2 separate regions of the Mus musculus genome follow, and region 2 is linked to region 1. A link is a loop called in an ENCODE intact Hi-C map of the cell type or tissue named here. Cell type or tissue: gastrocnemius. All regions are shown on one strand.

The links. Peaks named below come from ENCODE experiments on the same cell type or tissue, not always from the same donor. Only the 100,000 strongest peaks of a DNase experiment are listed, where the experiment ranks them.
Region 2: it touches region 1 in a loop (8-fold over the local background); 6 of 42 quality-filtered maps call a loop at or near these places.

What each region holds. Positions count from the first base shown.
Region 1 is chr10:84,832,190-84,840,189 of GRCm38, reverse strand. Rfx4 (regulatory factor X, 4 (influences HLA class II expression)) reads right to left here. Exons shown (of 18, transcript NM_001024918.1): 5 at 4,836-4,897; 6 at 1-173. All of the region lies in intron 2 of Gm40728 (a long non-coding RNA gene), which reads left to right. Among named protein-coding and RNA genes, the nearest start is that of Gm40728, 27 kb to the left of the region's middle. In gastrocnemius, a CTCF peak has its summit at 3,857 (motif pointing left); a DNase peak (open chromatin) is centred at 3,825; H3K27ac peaks cover 183 bases.
Region 2 is chr10:84,637,912-84,645,911 of GRCm38, reverse strand. It overlaps Polr3b (polymerase (RNA) III (DNA directed) polypeptide B), which reads right to left. Exons shown (of 28, transcript NM_027423.2): 8 at 7,740-7,857; 9 at 6,062-6,170. Among named protein-coding and RNA genes, the nearest start is that of Gm17249, 19 kb to the right of the region's middle. In gastrocnemius, a CTCF peak has its summit at 4,137 (motif pointing left); no DNase peak of the experiment used is centred here.

The DNA.
Region 1 (8,000 bases):
CGTTTGGAAAGTCTGGCAGCAATGTCCCAAGCTTGGACCGGGGAGAATATGCCACCGTCTGCTTGGTGACTTCTCTCTTGCCCGTCTCGCTCACCCAGGCAGCTCCTTTCTTTGAGTACATCACATCATAATACTGGGAGCTCTCCTTCACCGCTATGCCATAGTAATGGTACCTGGGCCACCGGGAAAGAGACAGACGGGCCCACATGGGTCATTTTTAGATGGAGGTTTTTTGGGTTGGAGGATGTTGTCCAAAGCCAAGCATGTCTGGACACATCCAAACCTGGGGCTAAAAGAGTTAACGCTTCTCTGAGGCTTGACATCTCTGAAATCTACAATTAAGCCAAAGTTCCATGTTGCCAGCCATCAATCAGACAGGTAAAAATAACTAAAATTGCCTCCTACAGAAAATGTTAAGTCAAATACTTTGCAAAGCAAAGGAGGGATGAGAAATGTTCCATTTATACCTGATCTCGAATGTCTACCAAATACCTTCCCAAAGATGCCTAACATTTGAGTGTCCATCTTTGTGGGGACCCAGGCACAGAATGTGTTCATACATCAAGAATAAAACTTTACCTGGCCATGATTATCTTCTTCAGTAAAGGCTAGCCTCAAAGAGCTATGATTTTAATTTTTTTCTTGTATTATTATAAATTTGGAGACGAGGTTTGACTGTGTAACCCTGACTGGCCTGGAAATGGCTATTTAGACCATTCTGGCCTCAAACTCCCAGACCCTCATTTCAGAGATTCTGCACCCCCACCCCCACCACCAAGTGCTACGATCAAAGGTGTGTGCCACCCAGCAAAAGCTTTAATTTTAAAGAGATTCATCCAGTACCTCACTTGACCCTGAATGCCAAAGACCAGAACTTTGCATTAACTCACAATGGGCATAATACTCAGACACAACTTCCATTTACACCTGAAGAGGGACAGGAGGAAGCTGTGTCTGCTGGAGGTGGAGGCGGGGTGGTGCTTTGTACTTCAGCTAACTATCTACTGAATACTTAAGCTCCGAGCACTTTGCAAAGTACTTTATTCACACTAACTTGAAAATGAGCTTATAAATTAAGGACTGCTGTGGTCACTCCTAAAGGTGAGAAAATGGAAAAGGTGGCAAAAAAAAAAAAAAAAAAAAAAAAAAAAAAATCAAGCAATTTGCTCACGAGCATGGATCAGTTTCAGGCAAGGATAGGTTGTGAACCAGTAGTCTGTTTGCCTACACAGCCACTGTGCAGCGCTAACAGTAAACAGCGTGTGTGCATCAACTTTTGGAGTTTAATAATAAACGTGCAGGTTCCTAGGCCCCATCCCCCACACTGATTCAAAGTCTGAGAATGAGGTCCATGAGTCAGCCTTGAACAACATAAGCCACCACGGAGTGAGGCTCTCCAGCTTCAGGTCCATGGCATGAAGGACTCGACACACAGAATCTTCTCTCACAAAAATCCCCATGAGGCTAGAAGTAAACTCCCGCTTCACAGCTTACAAACAAGGGAACTAAGCTCTAGAGAATTTAAGTGATGCATCCTAGATCACCCAGTGAGAAGGCCCCAGAGGCAGGATCTGAACTTCTAACTCGGGCTTTGTGCCTCTAAATCAGCCAGTGATTCCCAAGCTTTATTAACAGTCAGAATCACCCACAGTGCACACGGCAGCATCCTGACCCCCAAGATTCCGATTTCGTGAATCTAGGGTGGGGTTTCACGGTACAGTGGTAATGCTACTGTAGTCACGAGCCCTCGTTTTCAGAAACACCAAATAACATCTCAGCTACTTTTCTCTATCCACAGATACACGGTGATGGGAATGGGGAAGCATTTTGATTTGGGGGAAAGTTGTTTACGGGGAGGGAGAGATGGGTGCGTGTAACCTTCCCTTTCACAGCCCCCTTCCTGCTGGTACCATTCTGTGAAATTTCTGCCCAGTGGGCAGCTTGCCTCCATCTTCATGCCTCCTGGGATGAAGAACTCAGGCCCTCCGAAGGCAGCCCAGTTCATTTTCAGCCGATGTAGTTACCAGAAAGTTCTTTGTGTTGAGCTAATATCTACCGTCTGGGCCTTCTACTTCTCAACTGTCACATAACTGCCTTTCCGTCTGTGGGCAATCTGTGGGGGAGGGGCTGGTTCCAGGGACTCCAGAGGTACCTTGTGGTGGAAAGACAGTTATATAGCATACCCCCTTAGCTTTAAAATGTTTCTTATAACTTAAGGTCAAGACAGCCATATCTTAATATGACATTATGAGATAGTTACATTATCATAAGATAGAACCATTTATTTCCTGGTTAATCTATGCATGTAGCATAGATCTTCAATTACAGGAAAGCTACACTATTCTGGTCTGGTCCCGTCTTGGTTTTGCTACTTAGGTTCTGAAGGGAGAGTCAGCACTCCTTGCTAGACATACCTATGTCTCATCTATAGGAGTGGACTTGCTGAGGGATGTTGACAGGCCACGCTGCAGCCTGGAGACTCAGTTTGCAGCTTGAAACATCCCATTGCCTTTAGATTGGCTGGGCATGGGGGGTCCTCGTGGAGACAGTAGAATATGGCTGTGTGTAGAACTTTAAAAATGGATGATGCCTAATTTGCCACCATGTAGGTGAAAGAAAAAGAGGAACAGAAACCAGGCTTTCCTCAGAGGGGACTGTTCTCCAAGTGCATGCTCCTTCTATTTCTACCCTTTCTGGTTCTCCACATTTACCAACTCTTTCTACCATTCCTATTCTCCTTAGAAATCAGAAACTGCATATTGGAGCCAGTGGTTTTCCAAAGACCACAGGCTAGACAAACATTTCCATACTTTCCTATTTATCCAGCATCTTTGTATTCATCTTCTTCCCCACCTTGACAAGGTCTTGCTATGTAACTCAGGTGGCTGGCTTTTAAACATGTGGCCTCACACTCCTGCCTCAGACTCCAAAATCCTGGGAAGACTGAAAGATGTCACCTGGAGTAGCTTAAATCTGGTTCGACCGAGATTTTGAATTATCCACTTTTGATCACCAGCAAACAATTAAAAAAAAAAAAGATTGAAAATGTAAACGAGGAAAATACCTAATAATAATAAAAAAAAAGAAAAAAAAAGATTTTTGCACTCTATTCTTACAACCTTGCTTTTAAACAAAACACCAGACTTTTTCTTTATAAATGAAGTAGTTTGTTCTTCAGTGTAGTCACCCTGGGAAAGAAATCACTGAGAAATTATCTCAAGATGTCCTTTGTTCAAAAATTTTCTGGACAGTCCTTTGGAATTTCTCTCAAGAGCTTCTGATAAACACACACACACACACACACAGAGAGAGAGAGAGAGAGAGAGAGAGAGAGAGAGAGAGAGATACACATATAGACACAGATAGACATATGCAGAGACATAGACACAAATAAAAATAGATACACACACACACATATGCATAGACACCTATACACAAATATATAGACACACAGGCACATATACACATAGACACAGACATACAAACACATAGACACACACACAGATATATACACATAGATTCAGACACACACACAGTCTTATTTTCAGAGTTTACCAATAACAGGGTTTTCCCAACTTTGATCATCTGTTTTCTTCCCTTCCCTTCCACAACAAAAACCCAAGTTCTACTGCTCAGTGGCTCTGTCTCTGGGGTAATAGTGTGTGGGTGTGCTTCCAACCCTCCCCCTCCACAACGCTGAACCCCTAACCCCCTCTGTCCAGACATGACTTCTGCAACCTATGTGGAGATGTGATGTTCCTTCCTTTTGAAGAGGTTTTCGGGTTTGCTGGCTCACTGTGCTGCCTTCTCACTTACAGTTGTCAAAGGTCTAGAATGCCGCATAAGAAGAAGGCACCCTCTAGTGGAGTCAAGGTGCACATTAGCATGATAAAGGTTCTTAGAAGTCTCCCAGGAAAGGGAGCTGTTGAACTGGGTTGGCCACACTTGTGTGGCCACCTCTCTTCCAAGTGACACTTCCTGACCCCTGAAAGTTTCTAAACTATCCTGAGAGGCAACTGCTGTGTATCTTTGATGGAGTAGGACGGGCTGAGCCCCCCTTTCTGATACACACCTGGGAGACAGGAATTCTCGGGGGGGGGGGGGGGGGGGGGACGACTTCACTTCCTCTGCTCTTTACCATCATCTCCTCCAAAAGATCTTCCCCGTGCCTCTCCCTCCCCTTTTCTTACTCTCTGCTATGATGTGAAACATTGAGTCTTCTTTTCATGTCTGTCTTACATATCAGAACGTCCCTGGCAAGCCAGGCGTGATGGTTCAGGACTATGATCTCATGCGAGAGGTCCAGACAAGAGGATTGTGGTGAGCTTGAGCTTGCAGAGCAGGACCTCTGTCTCCTCAAGTGTTGGCTGGCTGGAAGGAACCACAGAGCCAGAGGGGGAGGAAACACGTGCCCATCCCCCCACGTTGTTGGAGCTGGTCTGTGCCTGTGGCCCACTGTATGCTCTCAGAGCAGAGGTTACTTCAACACTCCAAGCAACCTGGAAATGGTCTGAGAGATCACAGGGCTCCTTGGAAATATGTAAAGATTGCTTTACAGAGGACAACCGAGGACAAGGAGGCACAGAGTCAGATGGCATCGAGCAGCTGGGCCAAAGGTTTTTGGATGGCCAGGCTCTCTCCCTCTCTCTCCTCTCCCTCTCAAGGGTGCTGAGAGAGAAGCTGGCTGTCATAGACCTCCTCCACAGTCCCCCACTCTAGGCACAGACCTCCCCACGGGCCTGCAGACCATGCTCCTGAGGAGCATCCTGGGGTCTGGCCTCGAGGTCCAGAGACAGATGCTGTGAATGAAGGCATTGTGGCTGTTCCGTGCTTACTTTGACTGTCCTCGGGTCCCGAGTCTTCTGGTGGTTAGCTGAGGAAACTGCTGCCTTATGATCTGTAAGGGCGACACAAGAACCCATCAGGAGCAGTGGTGTACCAGGACTGAAAGGGGAAGCAAGCCGGTGCCGGTGCAAAGACTGGCTAGGAGTCTTTGGGAACACAATGGCACAGACTCCTGGTGTTGGGGTGGGGGAGGGGGCAGGTGGACAGTACATTGGCAGTTGTGGGGCTCAGACCCTGAGGGGCTCAGTGGGAAATCTCACCGGGCTACCATGCTTTATCTCCTCTTATTCACAACACAGGAAATCCCAGGAAGCTCTAAAATAGACCATTCTCCCTTGAGACCGCCATCACACTTGGAGCCAAACCCACCTTCAGTCCTGTAACTAGGCCTTGTGTACCATCCCGATTTTGTCCCTATGAGTTGGCCTCTTTCCACCCCCACATCTCACTACAGGAAGTTCACCCACATCTCACAGACTTGCTTCCATCTCTGCAGATGACATTTGGGGCTTCTGAACAAGATGCCCCTGCTCAGAGACCTCCTGGGACCAACCAGTGTCCAGTAGCAACAGTTGTCTCTTGCGTCTCCAGGTTCTACTGGAAGGCTTCTGTCTGAGTGCAGCCAGAGCGCTTCCTCACTGAGTACCAATTGCCTCTCTTGCTACTTGAATATAGCGTGTGTGAGAGCAAAGACCCTGCTTGCTCAGAGTTGGGACTTGGGAAAGCTTGGTCTTGCTGTGGACTGAAAAGATAAGGTTCTGATCCCTGTCCAGAGGAGACTATCATAATTACTGTGGCTTGGACAACCATGCTCCTGAAAGAAGTCCAGAGAGGAGGCCGTCTGCCAAAGTAGGGATGCACCAGCAGGCCTCCTTCGTTGGTGTTTACTGAGATGGTGTTTTTGGTGAGGTGATATAATGAAACGTTTATGCGGTGGCACTGGGGAGACAAGGGGACCTGGATTACATCTTGGCTCTGCCACTTGTGAGGTGGATGCATTTGCATTCACAAGGCACACCCCTATTTACAAAATGGGAATGAGGGGCTGGAGAGATGGCTCAACTATTAAAAGAATGTCCTGTCCTTTGCAGAAGGACCTGAGTTTGATTCCCATGTCTGGCAGTCCACAGTTCCAAGGAGCCCAACACCCCCTTCTGGCCTCTGCAAGGACTTGCACTCATGTGCACATACCCACCCACAGACGCCCACACATACTCATCCTTAAAAATAAAAAACTTTAAAATAGAAATGATAATAACCTCTACCTTAAAGAATCCTTGTGAAATGTGTGCATGCAGATGTGTGTATGTGTGTGTGTGTGTGTGTGTGTGTGTGTGTGTGTGTGTACAGAGCCCAGTGCTTAGTAAATGCTCAATACGTGAGTTTCAGAACCTCCCAATGGCTTTGGCTTGTTTCATTCCTCAGACGCGTTTGATTTTAAGCTGGCTCAGAATCCCCCAGGCATTCTTCCCTTCTGGCTAATTGCTCTGCAGACATCCATGGTCAGAGAGATGAAGCTGCACAGTGTCCTGCCAGAAGAGATGCTATGCCTGTATCCCCACTGGTCAGGTGCGAACCTCAGGAGCTTTCTTTAGAGATAAGGCTCTTTTCATTACATTGGTGATGGTTTTTACCCACACCAATGCTTTGGCTGACTTAACTCCTCTGTGCAATAAACAGGCACCAGGAGCCTGTTAATTCTTGGATTCGACATACTCAGTCTTCATGTGCCTTGGTTTCCTTCTGTGATGTCTGAGGACTTGGGAAGTCAAGTAGTCTGTCCTTAATCAGAGGGACAGCTGATATTGCCATGAACTAAACTCGCATTAGTTAAGTGGGATGGAAAGAGGTGAATAGATAACAAGACACTGAGATCTTTGAGTGGGTGTGAAGACTGCCCACTTTGGCACATTTAGGGAGCTGAGTAACTTCAAGGTGGAAAATAGACAGACAGCCTTGCCTTATCTCAGTGGTGGCCAGGGGGAGGGAAGAGATAGCTCATGGGATGCTCAGAGAATCTGCACAAATATCGTAAGCCCACTTTGGGAGGGAAATGAGACAAAATCAGCTTTATTTCATGGGCTTGCCAGGGCGGCTTACTTGGAAAAGTGCTTGCAATTGTATATGAAGACCTGAGTTCAGATTCAACATGAATGTAAAATGTGTTACACCCAAGTGCCTATAATCCGAGTGTTAGGGACATAGAGATAGAAGAATTGGGGGGGGGGGCATGCTAGTCCACCAACCTAGCCTAGTTGGAGAGCCCTCAATCCCAGAGGAAGACCCTATATCTCAAAAGCTAAGGTAGAGAGTGGTAGAGAGGATACTTGGCGTGGATCCCTGTCCTACACACACATACAGACACACACACACACACACACACACACACACAGAAAAAGTGATAATTAAAAATGATTGAACTATATAAGGTGCCGCTCCTGTAGTTACTCCTCTGTGTCCCCTCTGGGATTGTCATGCCCTGTGTAAAATGCAGTATTGTCATGCCTGTGTCAGAGATCCTGGTCTTGAAACCCCTTGCCCTGTTATGCCTATATTACAGGTTAATGGCCTTACCGCCTCACATTTGTGTCTGCCTGTGATCTGGCCCCTCCAGAGGCTCATCACATGACCAGCTACAGAGCAAGGACATTAAGGATGCAGAAGAGGGATGAAAGAACCATAAATATGGAGTTGAGACTCCGTGCTGGTTGGAAGAGAGTCATGATCTGTGTTCTGAGTTTCCTAACCATGCAAGCAGACAAGATAGCAATAGTGGCACAGGAGTCCCAGCCCCCATTGGGAAAACCAGAGCTGCTCTTGTGGTTAGCCCTGGGAAATTTCTCCCATGGAAACAGGTACAGTGATGGGCCTGCTAATATTAACCGATACTATGACAGTGAAAACACTTGGTGCTGTCAAAAGGGGTAGTAAAAAGCCAGTAAGATGGTTCAGTGACTGGGGAAACGGGCTTGCCATCAGGGCTAATGACCTCACTTCAATCTCCAGGACCCACACTGTGGAAGATGCAAGTTGTCCTCTGACCTCCTCGTGAGCTATGGCACGCGTATGTGCACACATGTCCATGCTCATGGGCATTTATGCTAAACAAATATAATAAAAGTTTTAAGTCTGTAGTACAACTAGAATCCTCAGAT
Region 2 (8,000 bases), 190 kb after region 1:
ACTGTCCTATAACTACTGAGAGGGTGGCCATCTATCTGGAAGGCGTGACTCCTTAGTCTCCCTGAGGCCGTGCCAACTCTAACACCATCATGTACTTTCTTCTATCACAGGTACAGAGGCAGCAGCGATGGCACTCTTCTAGCTCAAAGTTCTATGATCACACATTTAACCTTGAAAATTCTGAAGACCTGGGGGATGATGCTAACTAAGCTGATATGTCCCTTTTATACCAACTGAGGGGAGTTTGAAAATGTCCCCACGGCCCCTAGCACCAACTCCTCTGATCACAGAGTTCATTTGGTGACTCCCCTCTGTGGGAAGAAGTGACTCAGCTTTGGAAGCCTGGTTTTACAGGCTCTGTCGTTTCCTGCTTGTTCCTGCTGTCAAATCATGAGGGTACACATGAAGAATGTGAGAAGGTTCAGAGGTTAGGAAAAACAACAAAAAACAAAATAAAAAAAAACCCTTCTTCCCATCTTGGCTGTGGCCACTGCCCTGCTCTAACTCAGCAAGAGGACAACAGTTAGACAGACAGACCGATAGCAGAAAGACAGTGTGCCAGAGCCACCCAGCCAAGTAACCCCCACATTGCTGCCCAACAAAACAAGGATGTGCTTTGTAGTTATTTCTGAGTTGGCATCTCCCCTCCTAAAACAAAGAGAGAGGCTGACAAAACTCAGGAAATTGAAGAAACTTCAGGGACTCAGGAAGCTGATGAAGCTTACAAGACTCAGAAAATTGTAGAACATGGCCAGGCGTGTGGTGGCGCATGCCTCTAATCTCAGCACTCAAGTGGCAGAGGCAGGCAGATCTCCTGGATTCCAGGCTGGCATGATCTACACACTGAGTTGTAGATGAGCCAGGGCCAAATAGTAAGACTTTGTCTCGAAAAAAAGCAAAACAAAATGTAAAAACTCAGGAGGTCCTTCTCCACTTACATAAGTCTGAACAAACTGTTGGGGGAGCTCTAAGAACGCAGCTCTTGTGAGCTCTCACCTAGACTGGCACAGCTCTTTTGGCTCTGCAGCCGCCTTGAGTCAGGCATGCTCCTGTAAGGAGCCCCAAGAAACTCGCAAGTTTAGCAAGCTAAACTAAGATGGAACCGTCTCGATGGCCAGATGTTACCCATCTGAGGTTTGTCCATGCTTGTCCACGTCTCCCCAGGGAAAGCCACACAACAGGGTGGCAACTCAGACACAGCTCAGAGAGCGAATGTAAAAGCAGCAGAAATTAAATCCCCTAGTTGAACCTGATTTTATTTGAGACAAACTAGGCGTGGACTCCTAATGCTCCTGCCTCAGCTTCCCGAGTGCTAGGATTATAAGCATGCACTCCCACAAGTGGCTTCACACTTTCCCTTTACAAATAAATTCTGAAGACTCAGATCCCATTTTTATTAATTTCTATAGTCCTTCTATCTCTAACGTGATAAGAAGCATTTATTCAAGTAGCTTATAACAATAAATGTCATTATGTTAAAAACATACACATTCATTAAAGCAGCCTTTTATGATTAATCGGTTAGCAGCTCAAAAAGTGACCAGTTTTAACTTTTTAAACAAAGGAAAAAAAAACAGGCATGCTAACATATGAACCATTAAATAAGTCCACTGGGCTTATATTAGAAGTTTTTACTTCAGTAGCCTCTAAATACAAAGAGATTACAAACTTGATTGCCTACTTTGGTGTTTAACAGGAACAAATTTAATAAAAACAAATCATTTCTCGATCATCATTTAGTTGGCCACTTAAGGTGTCCTGGTGTGGAATGTAAGTGGCAGTTTTTAAATTGTTTATCACTTTGGAGTGGTTTAAAATATATCTAATCAGAATACTTGGGCCTCCACACATGCCTAAGCTGGGAAAGAAACCAGGCCAAGCAATGGTGAACGAGACCATAAGCAGAAAGCATGCGCACCGCCAAAGCTTTCCAGCCAAAGCCTGAGCTCGTCCTATCAAGTCACTGAATCTCGGAGCCCTATCTCAGCAAGGATCACCAAAGGAGCTCCAGCAAAAAGACTGTTTAGCCTTCAGCAGCCATGGCTACAAACAGATGATCGCGTCGCCATGGAAACAAACAAAATGCCCACCCATTTTGCTTTACAGACATAATTTAGGCACCTGAAAAGTAGCATTCCGTGGAACTCTTTGTACTCCTGAAACCTCATCATTCCCACTAATAAATAAGTCAGGAGAAAATGCTGTACAATAATAACCTTAGGGAAAAATGGCCGAGATAATGTTTGTCTGAAAGTCACCAATGGTCACATGGTCAGTTAGAAAGTGGCATGATGGGCTGGTGAGATGGCTCAACAGGTAAGAGCACCAGACTGCTCTTCCAAAGGTCCTGAGTTCAAATCCCAGCAACCACATGGTGGCTCACAACCTTCCGTAATGAGATCTGACTCCCTCTTCTGGTGTGTCTGAAGACAGCTATAGTGTACTTACATATAATAAATAAATAAATCTTAAAAAAAAAAGTAGCATGAAACTGTTCTCAAACATAGACAAAGTATAACTTTTAAAGGTAGGAAAAAGAAAACACTAGTGAGCATGGGAGAATGACTTGAACCTATGGAGAGACACTGATATACACTGTGTAAGGATTCTGATGAAGGCGACTAAGAAATACAGCCAAGCTCTGGTTTTCTGTAAAGTAGCTGAAATTATTTATTGCTAGCAGCAGTCCTGGTAGATAAGGGAACATCGATGACTCCTTTAAATCTGCAGTTGTTTCTCTTTAAAGACAAAAAGCACCCATAGAAGTTGGTATCCTAGAAACAAAGCCTCGCTCCCAAGATCCTTTGGGGCTACAGATGCCACTGCAGTGCCAGTGCTGAAAGCTTGTGACATAAAATGGGAAAGGGGAAGATTCACGGGCAGGAGAACCTAGGCGGTGATTCAGACCCATAAATACGGCTGCTCCAGGCCTCACAAGCCCAAATGGTCAGACTCAGACTCACCAGGGCATCGGGAAACCCTGCCACTTTTGCTGCTTTTAGCCAATTGTTGGTTACAATCGTGTCCTAATGACTGTCAACGGCTGGGTTAGGGCCACACCACACACAAGGGGAAACGACGTGCTTCTCCTAGAGCCCCAGTTTATTTTCCTCAGCTCTGACAAAAGTGGGTAAGGAAGGCTGAGCAAAGAGAAAAGCCTTCTATCCTGGGAACACGTGATTTCATTTGGGCTTCAGAGGTGAGTTTTCTCTTGAAAGATGAGTTACTCAGGACTCAGAGAGGTAGAGAATTCTGCCCAAGATCACATAGCTACTAAGTGGAGAAGCAGAGATTTAGGCTACTCTGTGTGTCTGTAAACTCTCCAGGACCCTGCGCTGCCACCCAGGGAGAGATGTGAGAGGTGATAAAAACACAAGTTTTCAGCAGTGGACTGAACACTCCTGAAGGGGAGACCCAGAGTGACAACTGTATGCGATCAAAAGAAAAGGGGGTTAAATGCTTATCTTAAACGTTAGACACTGCTTGTCCTATCAATTAATAAACACATTTTTGGAAAGTACATTAATAATGACCACATTTCAAAGTCTCAGCATGTGTCTAAGACTGAAAACACCTGAGTTGAAAAAAAAAAAAGAAAAATATACCTAAAATCCTACTTTAGGAAACTGAAAAATAAATTACACACATAAAAATCCCTAACGATGAAGGTGCAGACAGAAGCCATCGTCTACTGTAAGTAAAATACAAATAAGTTGTTACGTTCATTACAAGTCACAAGAAAAAGAGCTGTATAACAGAAACAAGCTTCACCCTTTAGAGCGTCTCTTCATTTTTCAACTGGCTACATCATAAAAACGACAAACTGTTAACTCATAGCCTTTCTTTTTTTTTTAGATAGAATTTAAGTCAGCTATATCTGTTTATATTTTCAACATAAATATTAAACAAATCTGTAACAGGAGAAATTGTTTTATTAAACTTTGGTCATGTAGATAAAAAAAGGAATGTTAAAAGCTTTCCAGATTTTTAATCCATGTATGCATCTCATTACACATGGTAAAAAGATCATATACTTTCTGTGTAATTAACACTCTTAGTCTAAAAACAGAAATGCTATTCACATTCAAAAACTTTGGGGGAAAAAAAAAGTCCCATGGATACATGGAGACATACTGCCCTCTGCTGAAGATATAATTCGAAGCTGGCAAATAACATTTCTCCATCATTGTGTATGTACATGAGACACTTTGGGAGCTGTAGGATTCCTCTAAGAAAAGCCATCACACAGACTTGTTATATTATAATACACACACACACACACACACACACACACACACACACACAAACACACACACAATTCCTTCTGTGCGTGAACATCCAAACTTCAAAGAAAGGAAGACAGCAGACATGTGTGAGACTCTCTGGACTACTGATGAAATGGTCCTCTGACTATCACTGTCACCTGGTAAAGAAAATTAATGACTCAATCCTTTCTAAAACTCAGAAGCATATTAAGCTAAACATAAAAAATATCCCACAGAATCACTTTCATATGACTGCATCTCAAATACAGTTATTTCTCAAGTTAAAGAACCTGTCTAGTCAGCATCCAGTCCATACCTGAGAATGACCAAGGGCAGAGCCCATCGGAAACTACAAACCAGACTTGAAGTCGGATTCCCTGACTCTCATGCTCTCTGGGAACATCTTTCTTTAGTAGAGGCTCAGTCTCTTGTTACCCCAAATGATTTTCCGTTTTAACCAGCTTACTGCCACTGCTGGAGATTTCTGCCTGCTGATAGAAGGGATTTCTACTATAAAGCAACTATGGCTCAGGAATGCTAAGTCCTAAAGTGAACCGGAAGGGCGGCCACCGAGCAGTGCTAGTGTCTAGGATCATTTGGCATGCTGTGCTGAGCCTCCTGAGACCATCTGGGCTCTTGATCAGCCAAGCTAGTCATCAAGCTCCACGCTATACACATGTACACCTCACACATGGTAAGTGGCCACAGGAGCTCTCCGAGAACAGCATCAATTCAGCATTTCTACAGGAAACTGCTTTTCAGGTTCTAAGCCAACACTTCGAACAAACTTTTAAGCATCTAGTTGTATAGTAAAGATACCAGTTTATTTAGAGACAAGAGAATCTAGAAGTCTATAAGAATGAACAGATCTAGAATGTCCTGGATAGAGCCTACAGATGTCCCTGTGACATGTCAGGGCACGTTTGTAACATCAAGGGCTCTCATGGCCATGCACAGTCTGTCCCGACACACAACTTGATGGGACTTAGAAGCTACCCGGAGACAGGCTTCTGGACATGCTGGGGGACCGTCTTGATTAGACTACTGAGGTGGCAAGACACAGCCACTCTAGGTGATGTCATTCCCTGGGCTGTGATCTCAGACTTCATGAAAAGGAGGAAGTGAACTGAGCAAACACATCTATCCTTCTGTTCCCTGACCATGGATGCAATGTGACCAGCTGCTTCAGGCTTCTGCCATTTTAATTTTCCTGCCATGATTAACTGTGAACCAAAATAAACCCTTTCTTCCTTCTTTTACTTTTGTCAGAGTCACGTTTGCATGTACAACGATCAGGCACATCCAAGATGTGAGTTACAAAGCCAAAAAAGAGCTAAGTGTAAAATAATGTGCACTGCATGCATCAACAAAACAGATCTATTTCTATTCATGAATATGCAAACTAGCTCCTGAAAGACTCATGGGAGACAGTAATAGGGTGGTGTTTGGTAGCACTGTCTGGTTAGGGAGAGGGTAGAGAAAGGCTTACTCATCACTACCTACCAAAATGCTAATTATGTATGAAAGAACACTAGGTCTGGTGAGATAGCTGGGCGGGTAAAGGTGCTACTGTCAGGCCTGATGAGTTCATCTGGAATCCACATGGTGGAAGAACTGACTTCTACAGATTGCCCTGTGGCCTCCACACATACACTGTGCACATTCACACATACATACATGTCAACACTTACATGAAGGCACAAAAAATAGATAAAATGTGATAAACATTTTGATTAATATAGAAACCAAACCAGAGGAATTCTGTGTAGTTTTCAGTAAGAGAGCTGCAGCTTTACCTTAAATATGATGACAATGGGGATATCTTCAGACAGGGTGTTGTGCCTCAGATAGAATCGACCCTGTTTCACGGCCATGTTGGTTCTGCTTTTCTTCTCATGGGTGGAGCTGTAAGTAAACAGACACGAGTTAAGCTGCACCCCTCCCCAGGAACTTCAACAGCAATGCTAGTTATCTAGTCAGGCACAGCTGCTCAGCAAATAAAACTGTCTCTAATTCATTAGCTCTAAAGATACACTCCCTCCTCCCTCCCTCCCTCCCTCCCTCCCTCCCTCCCTCCCTCCCTCCCTCCCTTCCTTCCTTTTCTTCTGGGAACACTTAAAAACACTACAACTATTTCATGTCATTTTCAAGATTATGGTGGGAATTTTGTGGATGGATGAGAAGGTTTCCTCCTTTGACCTAATTCGCCTTCCTTTGCCCTGTGTGCCTGGTTCGCTGGCTGGCCTTGAACTCCTGCTCCTCCTCCTGCCTCCTCAGAGCCAGTGCTAGGACTACAGCCACGTGCCTCTGTCCGGCTTGGAACACAACTCACAGTTATTCCACCTGAGTTACTGAGATTCATGATTACTTATTTTCAATCTCAAAATGGCCCAGGCCACTTTCTAAGAAGAAAATTTTAAAATTAGTAATCGAGAAAAGTTAACCACAGTACTGGCACAGAATGAAAGGTAAAGTTACCCTAATTTAGCTCGTTCTATAGGCGTCTCTGTTCTGAGATTCCTAACAGACTAGAAAGCACTCCAAAAGCTCTATTCAACCACAACAGTGGCAGATATTAACTGCCCACTCCACTGTTGCCATGTGACACACATGACAACACCTACTGAGGGCCCCTCTAAATCATGGGCGATGAAATCTAGAAGTTACATGACTACCTACTCCAGAGTCTCAGAGGCAGACAGATCTGTGAGTCTGAGGTCAGCCTGGTCTAAAAGCAAGTTCCAGGATAGTCAAGGCTGTTATATAGTGAAACCCTGTCCTGAAAAATCAGAACAAACAAACAAACAAAACCATGATGTACCAAAGAAAATGACTGGTTTCTACTAAGTCTTTGATTAAAGGCCATCATTGCTAACTGCCTCTCCACTAGAAAGAAACCTGTGGAACTCTGTGTTAACAGGTTCATCTCAGGCCACCACAAGATTAACTACTGCATGCCATGTCTCACCTATGCTATAATTTCCCGTCCTCACAGTCCTCAGGTTTCAAATCACATGAGAATAGAAGTTGTAAGAGCCCTACAGGCTGCCACTGCTTAGATTATGGGCACACTGGGAAAAAAGCCAGGCTGGGCAGCTAACACGGTACACCAACAAGTCCACGGTACAGCTCATTCAATATTATACATGGAACAGTCAGTCCTTGCTTACAAAAACCTGAAAACGAGTATGAAAACTCTGAAAAGTGCCTTGTTTGTCTTTTTCCTTGAAGTTTCTTTACTGCTATAACTTAATAAAGAACACAACTTAAATTAACTAGTGCCCTTCCAAACGCTGTTGCACATTTCCCTTGCTGAAATCTTAAAACCAATACTGTGTTTATAGACGCATCCACAATGAATTGTACACACACTGCCTGCTATGGAGAGAAATACCACCCTCTTCACATGAGATGGCAACCACCCACTATGCTAAAATGATGAGTATTTGGAAAAACCCCACCTGTTTCCCATACCTGGTAACTGAGGCTCCAACGGCTCCTTTCCTGTCGGCCTCCACAATGATCCTGTTCTTGGACAGCTGCTCTTGGATAAGAATGACTTTTTCCACTCCTTTAACAATGAAGTAGCCACCTGCCCAAGGGAAACAAGAAAAGCTCACCACCTCTTCCATACCCAATGCAAGTAGGTGAGGGCCAGGAGCGCCTGAGGGCCAGAGTACCAGTACAGATTGGCCCTGAACTGGCCCTCCCACCTCCCAAATCCTCAGACTACAG